Regions from separate parts of the Homo sapiens genome. Here region 2 is linked to region 1. The links are chromatin contacts, found by Hi-C or POLR2A ChIA-PET in ENCODE. All regions are on one chromosome and are shown on one strand. Each heading gives the region's core, a stretch centred on a gene start or an enhancer-like site at or near the end of the contact. The rest is flanking DNA. Distances are from core to core; before and after follow the strand shown.

Evidence for each region. Hi-C counts contacts between places; a loop is a spot of excess contacts on that map. ChIA-PET counts read pairs that join two places held with the same protein, here RNA polymerase II (POLR2A). Pooled maps may share reads with other maps.
Region 2: a pooled map shows a loop between it and region 1 (8-fold over the local background). The contact joins the promoter of ARMC2-AS1 here to the enhancer-like site in region 1. A Hi-C loop is called at or near these places in 1 of 168 maps with a recorded cell type or tissue (posterior vena cava), 1 of 37 single-sample maps with no recorded cell type and 12 of 50 pooled maps. POLR2A ChIA-PET finds 5 or more read pairs at or near these places in 11 of 52 experiments (CD4-positive, alpha-beta T cell, PC-3, T-cell and 6 more).

What each region holds. Positions count from the first base shown.
Region 1 is chr6:108,869,856-108,876,534 of GRCh38, reverse strand. It overlaps ARMC2 (armadillo repeat containing 2), which reads right to left. Exons shown (of 18, transcript NM_032131.6): 5 at 185-392. It overlaps LOC124901373 (guanine nucleotide exchange factor subunit RIC1-like), which reads right to left and starts at 178. Exons shown (of 1, transcript XM_047419631.1): 1 at 1-178. RefSeq lists an enhancer at 1,405-1,454. Within about 2 kb of position 4,139, at least 11 of the 41 ENCODE cell types and tissues checked have a DNase peak (open chromatin) inside an H3K27ac peak, as active enhancers do; they include CD4-positive, alpha-beta T cell, where a contact is called at or near this core.
Region 2 is chr6:108,921,149-108,927,827 of GRCh38, reverse strand. ARMC2-AS1 (ARMC2 antisense RNA 1) reads left to right here and starts at 3,725. Exons shown (of 3, transcript NR_104137.1): 1 at 3,725-3,767; 2 at 4,784-4,853. All of the region lies in intron 10 of ARMC2 (armadillo repeat containing 2), which reads right to left. RefSeq lists an enhancer at 6,383-6,679.

The DNA of each region.
Region 1 (6,679 bases), core at 2,890-5,389:
GGAATGATACAAAAATCAACTCCATTTGGCCATGAGAAGTAGTCTCTCCTATTCATGTACCCTTAACATAAAATTTGCTTACATAAAAGAGAAAAAGCAAACCAATCATCTATATAAAATAGAGAAGAAACTGGTAAATGATACCATTATCCTGACCAGAAAATTAAATAAAAAGAATACTGACCCTCCATTCTTGAGATGAGATGGTAAAGATGTTGTTCCTTTGAACATTTCTTGCTCCTTTATTTCACTGAAGCCTCCATCATCAGTTAGCTGAAGTGGGTGACTCTTTAAGTGGCAAATAGCATTTGATTTTGTTAAATAAATCCCATTTATTTTCACCATAGAGTCCCCCATCATAACTGTTTCTTTGGATTCCACTGTCTTCTTTGCTGCAATATAACCAAGAAAATATTTTGTTGAAGTATTCTTATTTTAGGAATCACTACCTTTCAATGTTATTTTTCAATCTAAGAATTTATATGATTTAAAAGTTATACATTGCTTATAATTAAGTCTGGAATTTTATGGCCAAAGCCTTTCTGAGCATACACAAGACCAGTATCTTAAGTCTGGCACCATCAATTCTGCAGGTAAAAATGTATAGAATCTTATCTCTACCAGCTTAGAGTCTACTTGAAGGCAAACACGCAACTTCAGGCTCATAAACTACCTAGTCCACATAAGTACTTCCGTGTCCCATAACAGCAGCTCTTCCTCCTGAATTTGATCACATAATTTTTCATTCAAAAAATATTTACTGAGTGGCTCCCCCATGTCAAACACTGTCCTAGGTACTTGGTGTGCATCAAAATAGATCTCTGATCTCACAGGGCTTACAACCTAATCAACAGAAAATAAGCAATAACCATAATAAATAAGGTATACGACATGTTATAAGATAATAAGTGCTATGGAAAAAAAGCAAAGTATAAAAGTAGGGAAGGCTCAAGGGGATTGGGAATAGGGTGGGTACAGCAGGGTAGGGAGGACAAACCCTTTATGGAGTGAGGCATCCAGCCACCAGGGCCAGTATTTTCAGCACAGAGACCAGCTGGTATGGAGGCTCTAAGGTAGGCTGAAGTGGGGGACTCTTCAGCACCCACTGTGCCTGGGGTGCTCAAGGAATAGCAGGAATGCAGTGTGCAAGGAGGCAAAGAGGAGGAGAGGTGATTAGAGGGGTGAGGGGTGGATTGTGGAGGCCCAGCCTAGTAGACCACACTACTCTGCAATGGAAAGGAGAGGGCATTGAAACATACCTCTAAAGAGGTATAAGACAGAGTTGCAAGAAGATATCCTTTTTGCTCATGACTGCAGATTCTTAGACATATAATAATATAACATTTCCCTTATCAGCAAATTGGTATTAGGAATAGCTTATTGTCCATGCTGCTACAAGGCTGTAGTCTGTGAGAAAACATTTTGTTAAAGGGGAAGAGAGTAAATCTCCCATAATACAGTGTGCGGGGGTGGGGATGAGCTGCATGTAGAAAAATACTTACTGTTTTGCAAGATTTTTCAAAATGACTCAAGGTTTCCTTTCCTTTTCTGTACTTACTAAGAAACCAACAAACCAATAAAAACTAATAATAACAAAACCACCTATTCTACCCCTCTGACCAAACTCCCTGCTTTCAAAACGCTAAATTTTAAAACTGAAAGGAACCTTAGAGATTCTAGGCTTCTTTTTTTTTTTTTTAAGATGAGAAAATTGAGAACCCAAAGATTAAATGTCCTGTCTAAGGTCACAGGGAGAGCCAGGACCACAGGGTGGGAAGAACACAGGCTTTGGCTCAGACTTGGGTTCGAGTGCAGGCCCCCCGGGGCACCCACTCTGTGATGTGGATGCTCAATTCACACCACCTTCCATGGTCCCCACCTCTTGGGGATGTGGTGAGATTTTAAATGATGTGGCCTAGTAAAGTGACTTACATGGTGCTAGCACGCTCAAAACCTAGAAGTTATTGTCATGATTATTGGAACCCAAGAATCCTGACTTCTGGGCTAGGGCTCTCTCCATATCACCACACCACCTTAAATGACTTTACTACTGAATTATGAAGCACACATTCTGTTTCCGATTACAAAGTATTTTTAGCCTACCGTTATCTTTTAGCATTCGTTTCTCTCATTCATTCACTCCCTGAATATTTATTAAGCACCCACGACTATGTGCCAGGTGCTGTTTACTGCACGGGTGAAGCCATGGTGAACAAGTCCCAGCCATCATGGAGCTTCTAGAAGGGAAACCCAACCATACCTATAGGTCAAGGAGCTATACCTGTCTATCTTCAAATCTACTGGAGTAAGCTTGTCAGGTATTACTACAACGAAGAGCTGCCCTGGGGGGCTCACTCTCATTCCTGATGAATGTCCTCGATGAAACTGAGCATGTGTAACTATGGTCTGTATCTTCTCGGTAGACAGTTGCAGCACATTATATGAATTTTGTAATGGATCGTGGGTAAACTTCAAAAGGAGACAGCTCCCAGCAGCCTTACCACACAGGACCAGTTCAGGTTCACAAATATTTATTTGATACCTGTTATATACCACACCCTGTAATAGGCTCTTGGGCAACAAACAGAGAAAAACACTTTTCTTAATGACGTTGCTCTATCTAGCAGGGGAGACAAAGGGGGCAGATGTGTAAAGAGATAAATGAAGCCCAGTGTGACCCCAGCCAGGTAAGGAGGGGGCAGAGAGAGTGGAGAAAGCTTGAGGGGTTGGGAGTTGGTCAGAGAAAGCTTCACAGAGGAGGTGGGGGCTGAGAAGCATTTTGAATGGTTAATAAGACGTAAACAGCTTGAAGAAAAGAGAACAAAAGTCTGGAGTGAAAGCCAGCTTCAAGTGTGTATTGCCAGTACAGTCAGGCAGGGCCCCAGTTTTAGAAGGGCCTATACTTGTTTTAAGGCTCTGCTGTGGCTATCTTGAAACTCTTAATAATTTTTGAACAAAGGGCCCCACATTTCCATTCAGCATTGGGCCCAGCAAATTACATAGGTTCTCCCTGAGGCTTGAAACAGCAGGGTGGGTGTGGTGAACAACAAGGGGTTCCACCCTGCCGGTGCACCCACCGTGAGGGGGCAGGCCCAGGACAGGCGTGAGCAGGGCCTGGAATGTTACGCTGGGGCTGGATCACAACACAGCTGTGCACTTGGAGGTGCTGGGATGTCATCCCCCGCCACCCCCACCAGAGCTCAGCAAACTACAAACCCCACCAAATCTGCCCTATCTCATTTTCGTATAGCCTGCAAACTAAGAACGGTTTTTGTATTTTTAAATGGTTAGAAAAAAAATCAAAGAAAGAACAATATTTTGTGACAAGTGAAAATTACATGAAATTCAAGTTTCAGTGGCCATAAATTGGTGGATGGCTGCTTCCATGCTACAATACAAAACGGAGGAGGCTGAGCAGAGACCATAAGGACCAGGTCTAAAATATTGACTATCTGGCCCTTTACAGAAAAAGTTTGCCAACTTCTACAGTAGGCTAGTGTTTCCCAAATTGTGTTCCCAAAAGACAGATCCCACAGTCCAGCAGGTTTGTGAAATGCTGTGTTGAATTAAAATTAAACAGATTTCTCCACCAACACTTTAATACGCTCATGTGCAGAGACTCTCCAAGAAGATGAGGGGTAGGCAGTGTTTCCCTGACCTATTTGAGCACTGAACCCTTTTTCCAAAGAGAAGCTATTAACATTTTGCCAAAAGTGTTCCCTGGAGTTCCCTGGAACTCAGTTTGGCAAACACTTCTGTAGGCACAACAGGGCCTCTGAAGGGTTTTCAGCAAGAGGGTGGTGCAATCTGATCTTTATTTGCTTCCCGACCTCTTGTGCTTTATGGAACACACAGAAAATGATCATTTTTCATGGTCCCCTGGGATAAAGGGATAAGGCTGCTGCTCACAGCCATGTCGTGTTGGGAGCTCAGCATCCTCAGGCTCCACTGGCTGTTCCTCTGGCTGAGGGCCTCGCATCCACCCACCTGCAGACCATCACAGCACCCCAGTGAGCAGACGGTGGTTTAAGAGCAGCAAAACAGGATGAGGCAAGAGGGATGGAGGCAGCATGGCGGTGGTGAGGGAGAATGCAGACTCGAGAGCTAGTCAGGAAGCACGTGTAGGGCTTGGTGACGGAGAGTGTGACAGGGATGGCTGAGGAGGTGGTACTGCTCTCAGGCCTCTTGTCTGGCTTGAATAACTGGGGAAGCATTCACAGCAGTGCCACCTCCAGCCAAAAACCCTGTGTGAACGCAAAGCAGTTATACTGCTGGCCTTTTGGAGATGACTACACAAATCTCTTCCTCTTTCACTGTCTTGAAGCAGGAATTCCAAACCTGCCACCACACCCCGGCCCTGCCTGTGGGGTAGCATCAGCCACAAATGACTTCACAGCAAACAAAGGGATGCCCTCCATTTCTGCAGCCTCAGTTACTCCACAAAGCCTACCTCTTCTAAACAATAGAGAAGATCTGAAATGAAACCCAGGGAGCTCTTATACAAATGACAATGATTCCAAGGCTGGAGAGCTCAAATATTTTTTATAACTTTATAATTGGATGACATGTGCTTTTAAAATAACAATGACTTTTTGTTGCCAGTATTTCCTGAATGCTGGCCCAGACCTCAGGGATGACCTGAATGGTGAAGAGGGGTGACTGCAAACAGGGTGGATAAAAGAACCACGATGAAAACATGCTTCAGTGCACCTTGGAGGTGTGAAGCTGGCCTCAGTGCTGGGAAATCACAGCTGCAGAGGGCACCTCCCAGAGCATGCAGACAACAGGCAGGTACCCCAGCGGGGAAGGAGCTAAGCCACTGGGGAAGCACTGAGGAGGGGGATGGTGGGCAAAGCATTCATCTCTGTGGTCACTTTCACATCAGTGTGTACCTCAGCAAGCAGCAGGGTTTTCTAGCATGCACTCCCAAAAGTTAAAAATACATGAAACACACAGTATTCAACCTCACAAGCAAGAACACAGAATAAAAAACAAGGTATGAGTCCTTGCACCAATCCTGCCATCCTGTTCATAAGAAGTGCCCTTCACCTCCAGGTCCCAGCCCCTCTCATCTTGGCAAACCCTTTGTTCCTGCAATTACCAACCCTTTCTGATTTACCTGAGCTGACACGGGACTCGGGTTGCGGGGGGAGCGTTTGAAAAGCTCCTCAGGTGATTCTCATGGGCAGCTACAGCTGAGAACTGCTGTTGGTGAAAAAACCTACATCACATTGTCTCTCCCTTTGGTAAACCCTATCTTTTCACTACAAGTAAAACACAGCTGGGTGTGTTTTCCATATTCTGAGGCCCTGGGCAGTTCTGTGGCCTCAGCTCTCTCCAACTTCCCTTGATCAGCCACTTTCCAGCCACTGGACCTCCAGGTCCTCCACCACCAGCACTTGCTCTCGTGCCCGGTCATTGCACTCGCTTTTCCTTCCATGTGGACACTTGGTCCATGGATTTTTACATGGCTGCCTCCTTCTCATGAGGCACCTTCCTATTCAGCTGCCAGCTCCTCAAAGATACCTTTCAGAGCCACCTGAGCTAAAGCAAATTACCCCACCACAGTCACTCTCGAGTCCATTATCTTGTTTATCTTCTTCAGAGCATTCATCAGCACTCAAATTCTCTTACTTATTTGTTCTCCTGTCATTGTCTATCTCCTCTCACTAGATTGTAAGCTCTCTGAGGACAGAACTTTGTTGGCCTAGAATGGTGCCTGGCACTTAGTAGGAGTTTGATAAATATCAGATCGACTGGCAGTGTAAGAAAGGAAACAAATCGGGACATCAAGGTAAAGCAAGTTGCCTGATGATCTACTTGGTCATGGCATCACAGCATGAGGTACACACCCTGCACATCCTCATTGTCTTGTCTTTTCTCTTCTCTTTTCTTCCTTCCTTCCTCCCTCCCTCTCTTCTTTTTCTTTCCTTCTTTCCTTTTTTCTTTCCTTTCCTCCTTCCCTCTCTCCTTCCCTCTCTTCCTTCCTTCCTTCCTACCTTCCTTTCTCTTTCTGTCTCTCTCTTTCTCTCTCTCTTTCTTTCTTTTTCTCCTTTATTCTAACTCTTCAGCCACATCAGGGACCACACAGGCAAGTGAATGGCACAGGCTGGGGACATGGTGACTGCAGATCATATCCTGGCCACAGAATGGAGGTACCACTCAGCTCCGATCATGCCCCATTGTGGCTGCATGGAATGGGGACCCAGTGTTGCCAGATTTTCTGATTTTTCACAAGAAGTCATAAATCTGGATTCTTCCATGAGATTCTTCTACCTTTTAAATGTTGGAAATGAATTAAAAAAAAATACTTGTCTGTCAAGTATGATGCTCAGGTGGGGGCTGTGATCTTTGGTATGTATCTTCCAGGCTCTCCCCAATTCTCTGTGACTGTAAGCCTATCTCTCTTCATCAAATCTTGTTGATGGAGGGAGAACCAGTTCTGTCAGCTCCTGGTAAAGTGGTTTCCACTTTTTTTGACCACACACAGTCAGAAATCAGTTTGTAATATGACCCTGAACACACACTGAAGACCGAAGTAAAGTCTCTTGAAGCAATACTTACCCCTATCGTGTGTCATGTATTCTGACATTTTCTATTATATTCTATTCTACTTCATTTTTTAAAAATGCTGGTGTGATCCACTAAATTGATTGTCATCCCACTTCTGGGTCCTTTT
Region 2 (6,679 bases), core at 2,476-4,975, 52 kb before region 1:
CAAACCATCATCTAGGTTTGCTAACACTCCTAAGATCTTCAGCTGGCCCTGTGATAGCCACATCAGTTCTGCAGATTAGAAACTTCTTGTTCTATGTTTTTCTTTCTTTTTTTTTTTTAATTTTATAGGTATTCTTGTCTGATTGTTCTATGCTTTTATAAATAGCATCAGATAATGAATGATGTGGCCAAGGAATATTTAAGATCTTTAGTCTCATTCTCTCCCAAGAGACAAGTATTAAGATCTCACAAATTTGTCTTATTTTATTAAAAAAAAAATTCAGGAAAGCTATCTACTTTACCTTCGTCAAAGAGTCAAGAAGAGAAGAGTTTAGTAAATCATAAAACTAATGTTGTTATCTAATAATTTTAATATGCAGTGTGCTCCTTCCTTGTGGGACACTACAGGAAAGCTACTGGTTAAGAGCCAGTTCAGCCTCACCACCCATCAGCCTGGGTTAGTTATTTAACCTCCCAGAGCTCATTTTTCTCATTCAATAAAGTAGAGGTGATGATACTTCCCTAGCAGTTGTGAGGATTCTATGAGATAAGATGTGTGAATGGCATCGCTGCCATCATCTCTTCCTAGTGAAGTGCCCAGGGGCAGCCACTCCTTCCTCCACTTCCCCATTTCCTCATCTGTGAAAAGCAGATGACAAGCACTGCTCACCTCTCGGGGGGTTGTGTGTAGCAAATGGAAACATGTAGCACTGTTTTTATTACTTATCTAATACTGTAAAGCATCATGTAAACATAAAGCATCCTTACAGCCATAGTATATAAACTTTTAAAAACAATTTTTAAGATGACATGATTAGTTTTTCCTTATAACAACAGCAACAAAAAGATACATTAAAATATAACTGACTACCCTGAAAACACAGAAAATGTAAAAAAAAAAAAAAAAGCTTCAAATAAATGTGTACATGTCTTTTGTAATCAATTCAATTATACAATGATTCTGTAAATTCTTCCCTGAAAGTTTCAGTATCCCAAACATTGGAAGTGAAACAAACTACTTGAGTATTCCACTTAACTCCATAGATCTAAACAATGTCACAATGTAGTCTTCTTCTAAGCTAAGGAATGGACTTTTTTTTTTTGGAGACAGAGTCTCTCTTTGTCATCCAGGCTGGAGTTCAGTGACAGGATCTCAGCTCACTGCAACCTCTGCCTCCCCCATTCAAGCAATTGTCGTGCCTCAGCCTCCCAAGTAGCTGGAATTACAGGTGCGTGCCACCATGTCTGGCTAATTTTTGTATTTTTAGTAAAGACAAGGTTTCGCCATGTTGGCCAGGCTGGTCTCAAACTCCTGGCCTCAAGTGATCCAAGCACCTCAGCCTCCCAAAGCGCTGGGATTACAGGGGTGAGCCACTGCGCCCAGCCAGGAATAGATCTTTTGTGAAGACTAATGAACCATTCTAGGAATTCCATTGCTGTCATAAAATGGAAAATTCTCATCATCTGACCCCGTTTCCACCTGTTCTCCTGAGACAGCCCAGGCACCGGAGCACTACTGGTTTACATTAATTCAGAGGATGCCTCAAAACTCTCTTCCATGGAGACGGAAGAGTACAGATGCCTGTGTAACTCCCATGCAGACAGACATCATGGGAAACCATGAAATACCCATTCCAGTCACTGCACACCAACAGTTCCTTTTCCCTGGTCCCCAAGGCATCAAAGATGGGACATCCCAATCCATAGTCATCTTCACGCTCCCCACATCTAAGCTCTGGCAAGGGACATTGCCAGCAGAAAGGACCATAGTTTCCTTAGGAGCTTTTATTTTCTTGTTTCAATCTCAATTTTTTCTCCTTCTCAGGCCTTATTCTCACCTCATTAGCAAAAGTTTAGACAGCTCAAGTTTCTTCTGCCCCACATACATAACTTTCATAAATAACCCAAGTCAGGAGAGAAAGCCCACATTTATATGTGACATGTCATTTGATTGAAATTCCTACCCATTTACTGCACGTGATACACACAGTTGAGTAATATACAATACCTCACGTATTTCCAAATTTGTCATTTGTGGTGCTGGTAGAAATAACATGCATGAAACATATACCATACATTTGAAAAATACACAGCAATAGCTCAATAGATGACACCATCAACCTAGTTGCTCAAGCAGAGATATCCCAGAATCCTGCCTTTCTGCTTTCTGTTACTCCAAGCCATATTGGCTTTTTGTCCATAGCTCCCAGGATAATATTCAGTTCCCTGACCATGGTCTACAAGGCTCAACAGATCTGTTCCTTCTCAACCCGTCAAGCTTCATCTCATACCATATATGCCCCCATAAACTCTACTTAATGCTAGGTTATTTAATATTATGGTTTACTATCTGTCTACTCCTCCAGACTAGACGCTTCAGTGAAGGCATAAACCTTGTTCATCCTTTTCACCATTGTACATCCAGCTCCAAGTCCAGTGCCTGGTACATGGTGGGCGCTCAATAGGCATTTATTAATGGAATGAATGAAGGGGTGGACATCTACAAAGGAAAGACTGGGATATCAGAACACCATGGGCTAAGCAGACAATATCTCTGAGGTAGACAGATTTTAAGATTTTTTTTGAAAGCAGAGGAGTAAAAAATAATGGATGAAAGAAAAATGGACTCTGTAGTTACCCAGCTCAGGCTAACTTGTCTATGTTTAAGACCTTTCAGAGGCCGATCAGTCGCTTCCTCTTCCGTGTTAACAAAGCATCCTGTTCCTGCCTCTATAACCCCCATCCATCACAGAATAAAAAATAACGGATGAAAGAAAAATGAACTCTCTGGAAGGGGACCAGCCTCTGTGTATTTGTTCTCTAGCCTATCTCATTTCTGACAGCAGCTCCTTCCCAAGCTCCTAAACTCCCGGGCCCCACCCCTTTCCCCACCTGACTGGTCACACGTTCACCCCTTCTCTCCATCACCAGCGTCACTGGTTCAGTTTAAGCTCACTTCATCTCTTACCCAAACTCTACAGCCCCCTGGATGGGCTCCTTCCACAGTTTGCCCCCATAGCTGCTCACTGCTGCCAGAGGGGGCATCTCAAAGCTCCGCCTTCCCTGCTCAAAGGCCTCCTGCGACTTCCGGCCCAGCCAGTAGCACCCATAGCCTAAAGGTTCCTCAGTCTCTGAAGTGTGGTTTATCCCTCCAAACTCATCTCCTTTGCCTCGGCACCACCCTGGCCATCTTTCAGACTCTGCACCACATGAGGTCCTCAACCCTTCATGACGCCATGCCTTTGAATAGGCGGCTTCCTCCGCCCAGAGTGCCCTCGATTACACTTTGCCACCCCTTCTCCCCCGGGCCATCTCCTGCTCATTTTTTTCTTTTTTCTTTTTCGAGACAGAGTCTCGATCTCGGCTCACTGCAACCTCCGCCTCCTGGGTTCAAGCGATTCTCCTGCCTCAGCCTCCCGAGTAGCTGGGATTACAGGCAAGCACCACCACACCCTGCTAATTTTTGTATTTTTAGTAGAGACAGGGTTTTGCCATGTTGGCCAGGCTGGTCTTGAACTCCTGACCTCAAGTGATCCGCCCGCCTCGGCCTCCCAAAGTGCTGGGATCACAGACATGATCCACCGCGCCCGGCCTCCTGCTCATTTTTCAAAACCCAGCTCAAGATAACTTCTCTGTGAAGTCCTTTCCGAGGCTGATCAGTCACTTCCTCTCCTTCCTCTTCCGTGTTACCAAAGCATCCTGTTCCTGCCTCTACAACCCCCATCACAGAAGCATTGTCACTTGTCTTCAGGCATCTTCTCTCCCATGGTGAGCTCCTCTAGGGTACAAACCACTTCTTATTCCTCTTTCTATTCAGAGGACAACAAATGTGCTCATAAAAAGCTCTTAAATGTTCAGCTACTGGAGGGCTGGAAGAGTGAATGAGAAGGGGAAGGAGGAGGGGAATGAGGAGGGGGAAGAAAGAAAGAAGGGACAGGAGCGACAAAAGAGAGGTTTTTCCCTTTAAGACACCTCTGGCAAGAAAGTGCGGGAGCTTAGCAGAGGCCTGGGTGAACCAGGGCCTAAAACCCTGAGGGAGAAGGATCAGGAAAAGGCCACCACGCAGATGCAGCTCTGAAGGCCCTGTATCTTGAGAGACTTGTCACCAACCTCTGAGAGCCACCAATCTCACTGTGGGATGATGGTGGGGCCCTGAATGCTCAGACCAGTGGCCTTTTCTGGAAAAAATGCAGGAAAAAAAAAAAAAAAAGGGTGTGGGGAGGAGAGTCTAGCTAAATCATGTGGTCACAGTAAAGGCAAGTTCCAAGTCAACCCATTTAACTGAATTTTGCTCCTACTTTTGAATTCATTATATACAAGTGAAAATTAAAAAAAAGAAAACAAGAACTCTCAGTTGAACAGAGATAAATCTGTGAAAATTATCAATGAGTTCTGTGCTCTACAGCAGGGTCTTTATTTCCCACCCTCAAGAAAAGCCCACCCACTGGGCCCTCCCCCAAAGCAGGAGTTAACCAAAGCCCAAGCTTCATGCTTGGAGGTGTGCATCCATTTCTTTCTTAACTTTCTATTCTAATTTATATTATCTATAAATGCACAAACTTAAACACACATTTTTCTTTTTTATTGTATATAATCTTTCAAACCACCTCAAATCCCTTACTTAAAAAAAGTCTTGTTTAGTCTCTAAAGGACTTAGTAGAGAAATTCTCAACCTCTTAAGTAGCATTTCACCAAGAAATAGCACACTGAAAAACACAAGTTTTAATTCCTATCTTTTCCCCCATCTCTTAACTTGCAATCCTGTGGGACTTGCAATCCTGAAGGCAGCCCATAGGAAGAAGAAAAAAGAGAAGAAAATGACACTGATAATCCACAAAGAGGACTAATACAAATGTAAGTTTCCTTGCTTATTAGCAATTGTTAGGTGATGTTTAGGACAAAAGGGGACCTAAGGTTTTGGTAAATACCCAGGAAGAAACATTCCATTTTGCTTCTGGTTACCAATCTACTACTGAAAAATGACTGAGCTACACTTGACAACTTTCTGGTGCTCACTTTTCTGAGAAAGCTTCTTTCCATGTTCCCCAAATTATTTGATCATAACAGGTACCACCCTCAGTCAGGGAAAACACCTGGAGACTTGGCAAAGCTACCCAGCTCACATTGAATTATGTAAGCCTCAAAGTTTTCATTGTGTAGTCAGTATTGGGAGACCCATTTTAAAGGGAAAAAATGTACTAAGAAGAAATTAGATCATTTATAAATGCACAACTACATTTTAATACAGTAAAATGAGAACTCAAAAGCTTTAGCTTCTGTTTTTTTCAAGTTGACTATAGGTACTTAATTATCAATTTCAAATTGTGTTTTCAACTATTAATTAATTGAGAAACCTTAGCAAACACAGGAAATATTTGTCTTAAAATATGGGGCTGGGCCCAGTGGCTCAGGTCTGTAATCCCAGCGACTCTCATGGCTGAGGCAGGAGAATCGCCTGAACCCCAGAGGCTGAGGCTGCAGTGAGCCATGCCTTTGATCGCACCACCGCACTCCAACCTGAGTGACACAGTGAGACTCTGTCTCAAGAAAAAAAAAAGGGTGGGGGGGCCCTCCGGACTTGGATCACTGGACTTGAGGACACAACACAGGCCCAGCAGCTGTGGTCTCATTCCTGCGTTCTCTACTGCAGTGGGTGGGTGCGAGGTGGGGCAACCTCCACACACACTGATCATGTCCAGAGTGGACGGCCCTCTCTTTTCCCTCTGTGCCCTTCCTCCATCAGAGTACTCTGTCCTCAAGGAACTCACCAGATTCTGCTCTAGAAGGCAACCTGCCATCAGAGCTGCCCCAGATCAGAGGAGCTTGTGACTCATTGAAGCTCAGAAGTCTATCAGCTCCCAGGTAGGCTAGTGCCCTGGCCTCAGTTTCTTGGTCTATTGCCTCCCTACTCTATTTGGCACTGGTCTCTAAAAGCATTTTGCAATCATCTGGAATATCCACAACTGAAATCCCTCGAGCTTTGTCTCAACTTAACTGCCAACTGCAAAATTGTTGACTTCCCACTGATGATGTAAAAGAATAAACGCAGCCGCCAGAGACCACAAACAGTGTGAAATGATTTATGACTAAAGCCACTATTTTCCAACCTCAGCTAAGCCATCTCCCTCTATTAATAAAGGCAGATTCATTTCTTTGAACTTGTGCCCAATTGAGGCCACATATATGCCAAAACCAGAGCCTGTGTGGTAACCCAAGAAGTTTCATATTGTCTCATATATGATTTGTACAGTTCTGGCTGAGACAAAAGAAACCAATGACAAGATGCTGCTAGACATGTGAAATCACTGGTAACATGCATGTCTAAGCTTTTCTTGGAATTTATTAAGATATATGCATATGAAGGTAATATTAATTAATAATCCTTGATAACACTCGGTGCCTGGCTACACAGGCCTACTTGGCACATCCCTACCATGGGTGTCCGACTTAGCAGGAAATGCTTCTGTCCTCCTTAAACCTCCAATGTCCTACTTTGAGACTCTATTTAACATTTGGCTCTGTTTATTGTTGTTTCTCCATTTACTGCCTCTATGCCAGTTACTTCACTAAAATGAGTAGGTAGCTGATTCTTCTAGTTGTGGCTATGTATGTATTCAATACAGGAGAAATTTTGAATATCATACAAACAATCTAGAATGGCAATGCAGCAAAACAAGAAA